Linked DNA regions of Homo sapiens: region 2 is linked to region 1. The links are chromatin contacts, found by Hi-C in ENCODE. All regions are on one chromosome and are shown on one strand. Each heading gives the region's core, a stretch centred on a gene start or an enhancer-like site at or near the end of the contact. The rest is flanking DNA. Distances are from core to core; before and after follow the strand shown.

Region 1 (6,006 bases), core at 1,188-3,687:
ATTCCAGCCTCATAGCTGATGTGCATGAGGTTCTCATCCATGCTCCACGGGTTCTTGGGAGTGACTGGGATGGGAATCCCGTGTGGCTTTGCATATTCCATCAGATCGTTGAGGCACTTGATCCGATTGTAGAACTCGAACATGCACCAGGGAGCAATGACCTTTATCTGGGGGGGCCAGCGAGTAGCAGGTGAGCTGAACCGGGCCTGATCATTGCCCTTTCCCGTGGTGCCATGGGACACACACTTGGCCCCCTCCTGCTGGGTGATTTCTACTTGTTTGTGGGCGATGCAGGGCCTGGGGAGAGAGCTGCCCAGGAGGTGGTCCTCATACAGTGTACTGGACTGGATGGCCAGCCAGATGAACTCCTCCACAAACTCTCTGCTGACATCCTCAGTGAACACCTTTTTGGCCCCGGGCTTCAGTGCCTGGCTTCCTTGAAGTCTTCCTTCTGGCCGATGTTGCCCAGGTAGGCAATGATGTCATTGCCTTGTTCCTTCAGCCACACAAAGATGCAGGAGGTGTCCAGGCTGCCACTGTAGGCCAGAACCATGGAGCCTCTGCTGGACACAGCGTCTGGGATTGGAGGCGTGAGTTCCCAGCGTCTGGAATCTGTCTTCACAGCTCAGTGAACCACTTGGGCCCGGGCAGTGGTGGCAGGTGATAGAGCCTAAATCTTCTTTAGTGATGCATCTGCTAAAGTCCTTGGTTCATTTTATTTTGTGTTTTAAAATTTTTGTGGGTGCATAGTAGGTGTATATATTTATGAGATACATGAGATATTTTGATACAGGTATACAATTCATAATAATCATATCAGTTAAATGGGGTATCATCACATCAAGCATTTATCCTTTCTTTGTTTTACAAACAATCCAATTATTATTTTTTATTTTTAAATTTTTATTTATTATTTATTTATTTTTTGAGATGGAGTTTCGCTCTTGTTGCCCAGGCCAGAGTGCAATGGTGTGATCTTGGCTCACTGCAACCTCTGCCTCCTGGGTTCAAGTGATTGTCCTGCCTCACCTCCCGAGTAGCTGGGATTACAGGCATGAGCTACCACGTCTGGCTAATTTTGTATTTTTAGTAGAGATGGGGTTTCTCCATGTTGGTCAGGCTGGTCTCGAACTCCTGACCTCAGGTGATCCGCTCGCCTCGGCCTCCCAAAGTGCTGGGATTACAGGTGTGAGCCACCATGCCCTGCCTATTTATTTATTTTTTGAGAATGAGTCTCACTTTGTCACCTAGGCTGGAGTGCAGTGGCAAGATCTTGGCTCACTGCAGTCTCTGCCTCCTAGATTCAAGTGATTCTCCTGCCTCAGCCTCCCAAGTAGCTGGAATTACAGGTGTGCGCCACCACACTCGGCTAATTTTTGTATTTTTAGTAGAGATGGGGTTTCACCATATTGGCCTGGCTGGTCTTGAACTCCTGACTTCAGGTGCTCCAGCTGCCTCGGCCTCCCAAAGTGCTGGGATTACAAGTGTGAACCACCACACCTGGCTTACAAACAATCAAACTATACTCTTAAGTTACTTTATAATTTTTATTTAGAAAACTTTTTTCTTTTTTATAGAGATGGGGTCTTGCTATGCTGCCCAGGCTGGTCTCAAACTCCTGGGCTCAAGTGAACTGCCCCTCTAGGCCTCCCAAAGTGCTGGGATTACAGACGTGAGCCACTGCGCCTGGCCTGAGAGTTCACATTTTTTTTCAGAGTGCCTGATAGAGTGCTATAAAGTGCATTTGTACGTTGCTTTTCCATCCTCTCAAAATAATAGAAGATAAAGATCCAGGCTGGGTGCGGTGGCTCACGCCTGTAATCCCAGCACTTTGGGAGGCCAAGGAGGGTGGATCACTTGAGATCAGGAGTTCAAGACCAGCCTGGCCAAGATGGTGAAACCCCCGTCTCTACTAAAAATACAAAAAATTAGCCAGGCGTGGTGGTGGGTGCCTGTGATCCCAGCTACTCGGGAGGCTGAGGCAGAGAACTGCTTGAACCTGGGAGGCAGAGGTTGCAGTGAGCCAAGATTATGCCACTGCACTCCAGCCTGAGAGACAGAGCGAGACTCTGTCTCAAAAAAAAAAGAAAAAGATAAAAAAGATCCAAAAGTGAATGTGAAAAAATCATCCCAGCAATTAAGGACCTGATATACATTTGGCACATCAGCTCCTGACACCAAAGTGGGGGGTGGCAAGTGTGCTGTCTAGCCTAACTCAGGATTAGAATTAGAGCCTGAGATTCTTGAGAGAATGCCCTTACTGGTAAGGACTGGTAAGCTCTGTGCTGATGACTCAAAGGATGGGCTCTGTGAGTGTAAGAGATTGGACTTGGACCTGTAGCCAGGACGCAGTATTTTCTTATCTTTAACTTCCACAAAGCTCATGTTTATTCTTCTCTCACAAAAGCCAAGCCTAAAGTGCGCTGCTGAAGGAGTTGTTCCTCTTTGGACAGCTGTGTGTGCCCTATAAATGCCCTCCTCAGATGGAGAAGGAGGAGCTGTGTGCATAGCGCTGTGAGCTGGACTGGAAAGCATTTCTGCAGCCCAGTGATACATGCAGAACTACACCCTCGAGAGCCACGGTTCAGTGAAGGGCTAGGAGGGTCTTGCATTCTGGTCATTCATTCACCCGGAAAGGCTCAGCACTATCTCGTGAACCTAGTTTCTGGGAAGTCAGGCAACCTGCTTGCACGTACAACTTGGTAAATGATATACTCTAAGGGCTCATAAAAATTAATCCAGATGCATGCTACAAAGCTGATACCATGAAATCATGAGCAGAGACCTCCTTTCTACTTGAGTCCAGAAAGAGCCAGGCTTTGTGTTGGTCTACATAGTACCGAGAAGGAAAGAGACTCTACTACCACTTTTCATTGTTGAAACTGTCCATTCTCAGCTCCCCTGGAAAGGGCCCTCACACTCCTGCCGTAGACACGAAAAAGGTAATAGATGCCGTGGAAGTGGGAAAAGTTGCCTTTGGAGAGGTTTCCAGAATGTTTTCTAATTTGATTGTCTTTCCAAGTCCCTTCTTTCAATTTAATGAAATAATTATTTTGAAAATAATAATAGCTACCATTTACCAAAGACCTAATACGTACCAATTTATTTACACATGTTGTCTGTTTAATTCTTGCCATCATGTACCATGTTCTGTGGCCATATGCCCTGGGAATCAGAAAGAAGAACTTGCCAAGGTCACACAGCCAGGAAATGAGAGTCAATATTCAAGCCTAGATTTCAAAGGGTCAGTATTTAAACCGAGGTTTCTATTCAGACCTAGAAATGAGAGTCAGTATTCAAACCTGCTACCATGGCCCACACTTATATGAATTCTGCCTCATTAAGATAATGTCTGGGTCATTTTTACTTATTTACTCTGGAGGTAAAATGGACTGCAGTCATGTATGTTTCAAGTGGGAGAAAGTAAAAGGCTTACTTTTTTTCCTTTTTTTTTGTTGAGACGGAGTCTCACTCTTGTCACCCAGGCTGGAGTGCAGTGGCATGATCTCGGCTCACCGCAACCTCTGCCTCCCGGGTTCAAGTGATTCTCCTGCCTCAGCCTCCTGAGTAGCTGGGACTACAGGCACACACCACCATGCCTGGCTAATTTTTGTATTGTTAGTAGATACGGGGTTTCACCATACTGGTCAGGCTGGTCTCGAACTCCTGACCTCAGGTGATCCACCTGCCTTGGCCTCCCAAAGTGCTGGGATTATAGGCATGAGCCAACGTGCCCAGCCAATTTTTTTCCTTTCTTCCTTCCTAAGATTCTCTAGCTCTCTTCCATTGAGAGAGAGTACAGGCAAAGGTGCATGAAATAATTTTGCATCATTTTTTTTGTAAGCACTGCATCAAATATTTGATAGCAATTAGATAGCTAGGGGGCAACTTGATATTTTTAGAAATTGAAAATTTATTTTAGAAAAACAAAGAACGGTTAGGTATATATTAGGTAATTTGCATTTTAGTGTCTAGCATTTTTTTTTTTAAACCGCTTAAATGTTTTAAAAAATAATTCAAACTGGCCAGGCACGGTGGCTCACGCCTGTAATCCTAGAACTTTGGGAGGCTGAGGCGGGTGGATTGCCTGAGCTCAGGAGTTCGAGACCAGCCTGGGCAACAATGGTGAAACCCTGTCTCTACTAAAATACAAAAAATCAGCTGGGCGTGGCGGTGTGTGCCTGTAGTCCCAGCTACTCGGGAGGCTGCGGCAGGAGAATCGCTTGAAACCAGGAGGCGGAGGTTGCAGTGAGCCAAGATCATGCCACTGCACTCCAGCCTGGGCAACAGAGCGAGACTCCGTCTCAAAAAAAAAAAAAAAAAAAAAAAATTCAAACTATTTAGGAAAGTAAAAATGAAAAGTAAATGTGAATCACCTAAAATACCACCACCTAGACACTGCCACAGTTAACACCGAAGGGACTTGCCTCTTTCTATGCATGCACTCAAATAGTGATATTGTATAAAAATGTCATCATGGCCTAAGTACTGTTTCTCAATAAAAACTGTTGAATTCAGTAGAAGAAAAATAAAATGAAACATAACTGGAGGAATTGTTGGACTTCAAAAAAAAATGTTTCTCCTCCCCAAGAAATATTTCCTAAATTATCCCTCTAAAGTTATAAAAGAGGTTGTGAAGAACATTTAAAAGTATTTTCCAGCTGGGCGTGGTGGCTCACCCCTATAATCTCAGCACTTTGGGAAGTCGAGGCGGGCGGATCACCTGAAGTCAGGAGTTCAAGACCAGCCTGGCCAACATGGCGAAACCCCATTTCTACTAAAAATACAAAAATTAGCCAGGTGTGGTGGTGCATGCCTGTAATCCCAGCCACTCAGGAGGCTGAGGCAGGAGAATTGCTTGAACCTGGGAGGCGGAGGTTGCAGTGAGCCGAGATAGTGCCACTGCACTCCAGCCTGGGTGACAAAGTGAGACTGTGTCTCAAAAAAATAAAATAAAATAAAATAAAATAAATAATTTTAAAAATAAAAATATTTTCCCCTCAATTTTAGGTAGTATAAAGTGTGAACATTAATACTCTTCCATCTTCTCTTTGCCCGTCTTCACTGGCTGTTAGTTATATTATTTTCAAGTTATCCAGATTTACAGTGTTTACTTTCTGTAATCATAGTTTTCATTGTTTTAGTATAACTTCTTGGTTTAAGTGGAAGTGTTGTTCCCCACCAGTCTTTGTACCATAGCTTCTCTGATCTTTACTTTGATTCACCTTTTATTTGTTTAGATTTCATTGTCACATATTTTTTCAAGAAGGGCACTTCAGTGATATTCCTAGTTCTTTTATGTTTAAAACTATCTGTTATGGTCTTTATACTAGAAAGATGCCATGACTGAATCTGTGCTCCGGAGTCACAGTTTCTTTTCTTATTTATTATTATTATTATTTTTTTGAGACGGGGTCTTGCTTTGTTGCCCAGGCTGGAGTGCAGTGGTGCGATCTTGGCTCACTGCAGCCTCCGCCTCCCAGGTTCAAGTAATTCTCCCACCTCAGCCTCTTGAGTAGCTGGGATTACAGGCGCACCACCACACCCGGCTAATTTTTGTATTTTTAGTAGAAACGGGGTTTCACCACGTTGACCAGGCTGTTCCCGAGCTCCTGACCTTAGGTGATCCACCCTCCTCAGCCTCCCAAAGTGCTGTGATTACAGGCGTGAGCCACCGTGCCTGGCCACCGTTTCTTTTCATTAGAATTTGTGAATGTGTCTCTAGTTTCTGCCATTGTATGTTACTAGGAATACCTGGGAAGCCAGTCTGATTTTTTTTCACCTTTGTATATATGTGCTAGTCAGGGTTCTCCAGAGAAACAGAACCAATAGGATGTGCATGTGTGTGCCTCTGTGTGTAATTTATTATAAGGAATTGGCTTATGCAACTATGAAAGCTGAGAAATCTCAAGACCTGGAGGCAGCAAGCTGGAGTCCCAGGAGAGCCAGTCTGAGTCTGAATCTGGAGTCCCGAGAACCAAGAGAACTGATGGTTCTAATAGTTCG
Region 2 (6,529 bases), core at 2,706-5,205, 2.7 Mb after region 1:
AACAGAAAGCTGCTCAACAAATACTGAAGTGACAGGCTTTCTGGTTTTGTGCCAGGTGTAGAATTTTTCAAATGTGGTGGGTACAGAGGTAATTCTAATGCAAAGTAAGGATTTAATTTATCATACGTAGCACCTCAGACACAAGCACTTGAAACATATGTAGCAACCTCAATGCAATACATGGTTGTTATTGGTTATATTACAGGGCCATCTGGTCACCTGGTCCTGGCCATTCAGTATTGTGTACTGCCCCAGTGGCCTCAGAATGGGCACGTATTTAAGGATTAGGCATCTGCTCTTTTTTGCAGCTTTGCTTTTGATTATGCATGTTTATGGCTATGTAGCCACACATTCTCCTTTTCTCTATTTCTTCTCTCTCTCCCTCTCACACACATACACACACACATGCACACATATATACATACACACTCTCAAGAATACTTTTTTTTGGGAAGGAAAAAATATATTTTCCAGTTTCCCCATCTTAATGTATTTATGCTCTTCTTTATCATATATGGCATATCTTTCCTTTAAAAATAGGAAGGCTTTTTCAGATTTTACCATCTTATGTTATTTCCTAACAGTCAAAATTGCAAGAAATTTCCTTAATAAGTGAGGGAGGTATGATGAAAGGAAGTTTTTAAACGTGAACTCACTTGACCCAGCACTGCCATGTACTGCCGCACAGGCTGTGTAGAGAGCATAGCCTTCTGGGGTTGTGCAACACAGCAGCCCTGTGTAAAATTCCCTTTGCCCCATTGTGTATTGTAAAATGGGTATGATAGTAACCTACATGGTGAAGTTGTTGGGAGGATTAAATGAGTAATATACAAAAAGTCTTTGGAACAGAGTGTAGCACATACTAAATGCTGTGTAAGTGTGTCTTGTTATCATTAGTCTTTTAATAAACGTGGTGTAAGACCAGAAGAGCTTAAGACAAATATCGGGTTAACAAGTTTCACCTCTTGGTCTCCCTCATTTATGCTTTCTTTTTGTTACAATTTGTTTTACAGGACTGATTACTGAGTAGGTTCGCTTTAATGACGAGGCAGGAAAGGAATATTTGCAAGGTTAGGGACATTCAGATAAAGGATTTAAGATACTTAACTTGTCTTTATTCTTTTTTGTAGGCCTAGAAAATCAAAATAAAAAATTAATGTCTTTATCAAAGTATAAATGATCCTTTCCTGACACCAAAAATTGGAATAACATAAACCAATGCTTCCTAGGAGCCACAGTGTGTACAGGATTCTTCTGCAGGGCTTGTTAAAACAGATTCCTGAGGCTGAGGCAGGAGAATGGCGTGAACCCTAGAGGCGGAGCTTACAGTGAGCCGAGATCGCGCTGCTGCATTCCAGCCTGGACGACAGAGCGAGACTCCATCTCAAAAAACAAAACAAAACAAACAAAAACAAAACCGAAAAAAAAAAAATAAAAAAAACCAGATTCCTGGGCCCCACCTCCAGAGTCTGAAGCTCAGAGTATAAATTTCTAGCAAGCGCCAGGTGATGCTGATGCTGTGGTCCATGAACCAACCACTCTTTGAGTAGACAGGTTCTAAAAAACATCTTTGGTAATTGTTCCCAAAGCCCACGTCTCCTCCTGGGAACACGTGGAGCACTGGAAAACCTTGTAACTTTTTCTGGACTATGATTAGGGAAGGAGGAAATAACGCACATCTTAGTTCTTAGAGTTCTGAGGCTCCCAAATGCTCCTGGGAGCCCTTGGTTCCAACTACTGCAGCACGGGCACTGTAACTGTCTGTTGACTGTAAGTCCAACCATACCGGCTTCTTAAAGGCCGTGACTATGGTTATGTTATCTCTGTGTTCCAGCACCTAGCAAACACCTACCAAAAAATTAGGCTGTAAATAAGTTTGTGTAAAATAAGTAAAATAGATTAAATCATTTCCATCAAAATAATGTATTTTTTCTTTTTTTTGAGATGGGAAATAATGTATTTTTTTCAAAAGCAGCATTCTATCTTCCTCCTGAAGTTATTTCATAATAAAGAAAATGAAAAATTATATTTTTTCATATAGCTTCTCTCAGGATCAGTATCAAAAAAATATGATTCCCTATTTAGTTCTCTCACCCCGAACACTGAGGCTAAATGTCACCAGCATTCCCTGACCTGGCTCTGCTGTTTCTCCACTGTTCCTTCTCACTCACCACATGGGAAGAACCACTGTGGCAGCAGAGCAGAATAAGGACAAATTATTTTTTAGAACTATAGCAGGTATTACTGTACTCAGTGTAACTATGTGTTTTCCTCCAAAACTATGCCTAGAATATATATAGCAAAATTGTTTACATAATAAATTTCTCCAAGTAATAGAGTCTCAGATTTTTCTGTTTCTCCATTTTCTGCCTCTTCTTTTCAAGAGCAGGCTTTATGTTTTGCTTATTTTTTTTCTCATTTCTCCCTTATATTTGTAAAGCTGAAGAAGTCTGTCCATCTACAGAACCTAGGGGGACTTGCTCTTTCCCTCTTTGTTCTCTTACCATTTGGATTCTCCAAGGGGCCAGCCTTGGTCAGAACTATGAGGAGGTCTCCTTCCTTGCAATCTATATCCTCTACTTCTAGCAGATATGCCAAAATATTTGTGATATATGTTATATTCTTACACATAGGCAGAAGGAAGAGCAAGAGCAAAGTGTGAAGGGAGGAAGAACATCAAACACTCGATGCTTCAAGGTGTTCAGTATGAATGGGGCATGAAGTTGAGGGGGCATTAGATAAGCACAATGAGGTAGTTAGGGGCTGGATGACAATGGACAGCCTGCAAGCCCAGTGGAGGAGTTTGCATTTTATTTGGGAGACAGTGGGAAACATTAGTTCTCACTATGTATTGGGTGCTCACCAGTAAGCTAAGCAGTGTTGGGGTCCATGGGGTATTGCTACTGTTGTTCATAAAAGTCCTGATCCAAGGGTATGATTTTAACTCAAGTTCCTTGGAGTCTGGATGCAAAATTAAAATGGCTCATTCATCTAGACAAAAACAAGTTGCTTCCTTTTTTAAAAAATGCAAAGTTTACAAGGTTTTACATTTTTAGCTTAAAAATTTAACAATATCTAACCTGTTTATGAGCTCAATATGTTTTATCTTGTAGTAAATGATTTGATTAATGAAATCCATCAACTTATGCAACATAGCTCATTTTTTTCAGGGACTACTCCAATAGTTCATAAAATTTCATGTGTCAATTTTGGGGACACATTTAAAGTTTAAAGAGAGAAGCTGAGAATGCAGGGAAGTGATAACTGAACAACCCTTGACTGGAAGAAAACAACTTCTATGCTTAGTGTTTTTCTACAACAAAATTAGTTAATTATTCACAAATTATACAAATGAGATAATTTTGTTAGAAAACAAAGTGATGAATGAATGTTTTTTCTATTCAGAACATCCAGCACAAAGCCTGGATGGTACATTCTCTCACCATTTCCATTTCTTTAATAAGTTACTTATTCATATATTTCAAGAATGAGATCATTTGGCCAAAAAATACGATGAGGAATAAATAACAATTGTATTGAATGATCACTTGTGTATGTGTATGTGTGTGTGTGTGTGTGTGTGTGTGTGTTTCCTAGATCACAAGACAGGAAGGAAGTGGTACCCATTTCAACTGGGGGTAAACCATGTGAAAAATTAAACCAAAAATGGAAATGACAGAATTCTAGAGTTGTTTTGGAGAAAAGGAAGAAAGCAATGGAGCATAAAAAAAAAAACAGGTTTGCAAGAACTGCATTTCTGTCAAACCTTATATATGCAGTGTCAGAATAAGAGACACGTTCCAGAGGCAGGGATCAGAGAGTGGTGCTGAGCAGAGAAGAAAAGACATGCACTGTAAAGTCTGGATGGAGAGAAGTAAAAGCGCAACCACAGAATGACAAGGTCGGGGCAATGGCAGAGCGTGGGCATCTCAGTCCAAAGTCGAAGAGAAAAAGGGAACTTTACTCTGTAAACTCTCCCTGTTGTTTAAATATGAAAATAAGAAAAATATTTTGTATGGTCTTCCTGATCCTTTGTCATTTTTATTATAAGTGATAAAATTGAATTTATAACATAAATCATTGAGGGACAAATATTTCCACTCACAACTGGTTTTCAAAGCCCTTCTGACAATAGACGCTGATTCAATCAGTAATCACCGAGTTCACCTGCATGGTTCATTAGACAAAAGCACTGGCAGCTGACTTCAAAACGGATGGGCCTGAAAGCTGAACTGTCGATACGGTTCACAATCACCATGGCCAGTTGAGGGGGAGATGATAAACTGAACCAGGTGGAGAGGCCCTGAGAGATGAGCTGTAGAAAAACCATCTGTGTCAACAGGGAGGAAACACTTTGTTAATCCCAGAGTAGTTTAGGAGATTTCAAAGTTTACTTTAAAAATCTTTAATATCTATACCCTGATGGATACTGGGAAGATGTCACAAAGTTTGTGAGAACCATTTTATGAAGAGTTAGGAGGTATCTAATATAAACATCTTTTTATAAAAATCTATCAGACAAATAGACTTTTAGCTGTGCACTTGAAATACACACTTTTCTCAAATGACTATTCTGGTTTGATTACTATGCTTATCTTACCAACATGGGACATTTGGAAGAAAGGAGAGGAAGTATCATAATTTAGAAAGGCAGTTACAGGAGTGGCTGAATGAACTCAAGACTAGAGGCTGCAGATCCCAAGTTCAAATATTGCCTGTGATGTGAAGTAACCTGGTGAACCCAGTCAAGTTACCTTTTTACTCCAAGACTTGCTTAACTTATTTTGATTATAACAAGTAATATGATTAAGCTTCTTAGAACAATATCTTTTCATCAAAGTTTATCTATACACCTAAGTTGTTCCTTAAGTGCTATCACCATAATCATACACACTCCTTCCCCTATTAAGGTGACTAGAAATGGGTTCCATGGGATGGAATTTTTAATTTTTTAATCCACTGGATTAGATTATCTTCTGAAATTCCTTCCAGATCTAATATTTACAGTTCTTATTTTGATCAGATGAACCTACTTAAAAATCAACAGCAAAAATAAATAAGTACGGCAACACTCCTTCCACAATAAAAGGCTGAATAGGTTTCTTTTCAATTTCTCTACCAAATGGCTGAGTCTAATTTTAAGTACTACTGTCTCTGACTGTTACTTTCATATATAACATCATTTTTACACTCAACCTGTCAGCTCATGTCATTTCAATTATGCATTTGTTTTCTCACTGACTAAACATTGTGCCAGCACTTCTCCCTATTAGATTAAAAAGAAAGAAAACATGGGCTATTTGAAAATGACTTAACAGCAATACATTTTTCCAGCTTGAAAGTCTAGTATTTTTCTTTTATGCTGCATGTAATGAACATAGGCTGAATATTAATATCTTAAAGTAAAGATACCTGATAGCATTTCAGATATTTGTTGAACTTGAGATGGTGACTCATGATGTCTCTCTTGGTGATTACAGTTTTTAACTGAGCCCTGTGAGTTAGTTGCATTACTGCTTGGAAAACTGGGGAAGATGGACTGGTAGAGGAGAGCTAGGTGTGTGCTTGTTACTCAACAATGCTAGAACCTTGTTTACTCACAGAGATGGCTAGGCTGGCAAGAGCAGAAGACAGTAAACACAGTCCTGCATAGGTAGAAACATCAGCAATGCCTCCTGCTCATAAATAACTGCCCTACTCATTTTATCAAATGGGGATTTTTTACATTTTAAATTGGCCAGTTTTCTTTGGAAGTACTTCAATTTCCCAAGGAACATAAGGCCAGCGTCAATGATAACTTAATGTCCATTAATTTAATCAGATCAACAACTAGGTTAGGTTAATTTTCAATGGGGAAAGTGTAAAATGGGAGAGAAACAGAGGAGAGCACATAGGACTCTTCCTGGATCTTAGAGACTCATGAATATAGCAAGTCATAAACTGGACCCCATGGGTTGTATACACAGACTATTTTGTCTGATTATATACTGTTTAAAATTTTAAAAAAGATTATAAACATGTAAAAAAGCAGAGATTAATGCCTTTTTTGAAAAATTCCTATGTGTGGTGACACTGAGCCCATTTCCAACAAGGTGGCAATCCGCTGAAGCTGATACGTGCTGCCACCTCTACTGGGGCCAGCTCCCACCAAGTAGCCACTGACTCCCTCACTCCCTATGTTTCTTATGCACAGTCTACTAACCTCATTTCTGGACCTGGATGATTGGAAAAGGCATTTGCATCCATGACCCCAGACTAGACTTTATTGTTTAAAATAATTATAATTCAATGTCCCCAAATTCCAAGGACATCTTTTTTTTTTAACTCTTAATTTAGGTTCAGGGGTACATGTACAGGTTTGTTATATGGGTAAATTGCATGTCACGGGGATATGCTGTGCAGATTATTTCATTATCCATTAATTCATTATTTCATTATTCCTGTGAATAAACTTAATAATCAGGTAATAAACATATTACCTGATAGGCAGTTTTTTGGTCCTCACCCTTCTCCCACCCTCCACCTTCAA

Evidence for each region. A loop is a pair of places that touch in the nucleus more often than their neighbours do. Pooled maps may share reads with other maps.
Region 2: a map with no recorded cell type shows a loop between it and region 1 (14-fold over the local background). The contact joins two enhancer-like sites. A Hi-C loop is called at or near these places in 2 of 37 single-sample maps with no recorded cell type and 1 of 50 pooled maps.

Annotation. Positions count from the first base shown.
Region 1 is chr3:177,297,819-177,303,824 of GRCh38, forward strand. All of the region lies in intron 1 of LINC00501 (long intergenic non-protein coding RNA 501), which reads left to right. It also overlaps the pseudogene ASS1P7. Among named protein-coding and RNA genes, the nearest start is that of LINC00501, 6.4 kb to the left of the region's middle. RefSeq lists an enhancer at 2,366-2,455. Within about 2 kb of position 2,438, at least 10 of the 41 ENCODE cell types and tissues checked have a DNase peak (open chromatin) inside an H3K27ac peak, as active enhancers do.
Region 2 is chr3:179,957,641-179,964,169 of GRCh38, forward strand. The region is part of intron 2 of PEX5L (peroxisomal biogenesis factor 5 like); the gene reads right to left. The region is part of intron 1 of LOC124909463 (a long non-coding RNA gene); the gene reads left to right. Among named protein-coding and RNA genes, the nearest start is that of PEX5L-AS2, 63 kb to the left of the region's middle. RefSeq lists a silencer at 4,274-4,323. Within about 2 kb of position 3,956, at least 2 of the 41 ENCODE cell types and tissues checked have a DNase peak (open chromatin) inside an H3K27ac peak, as active enhancers do.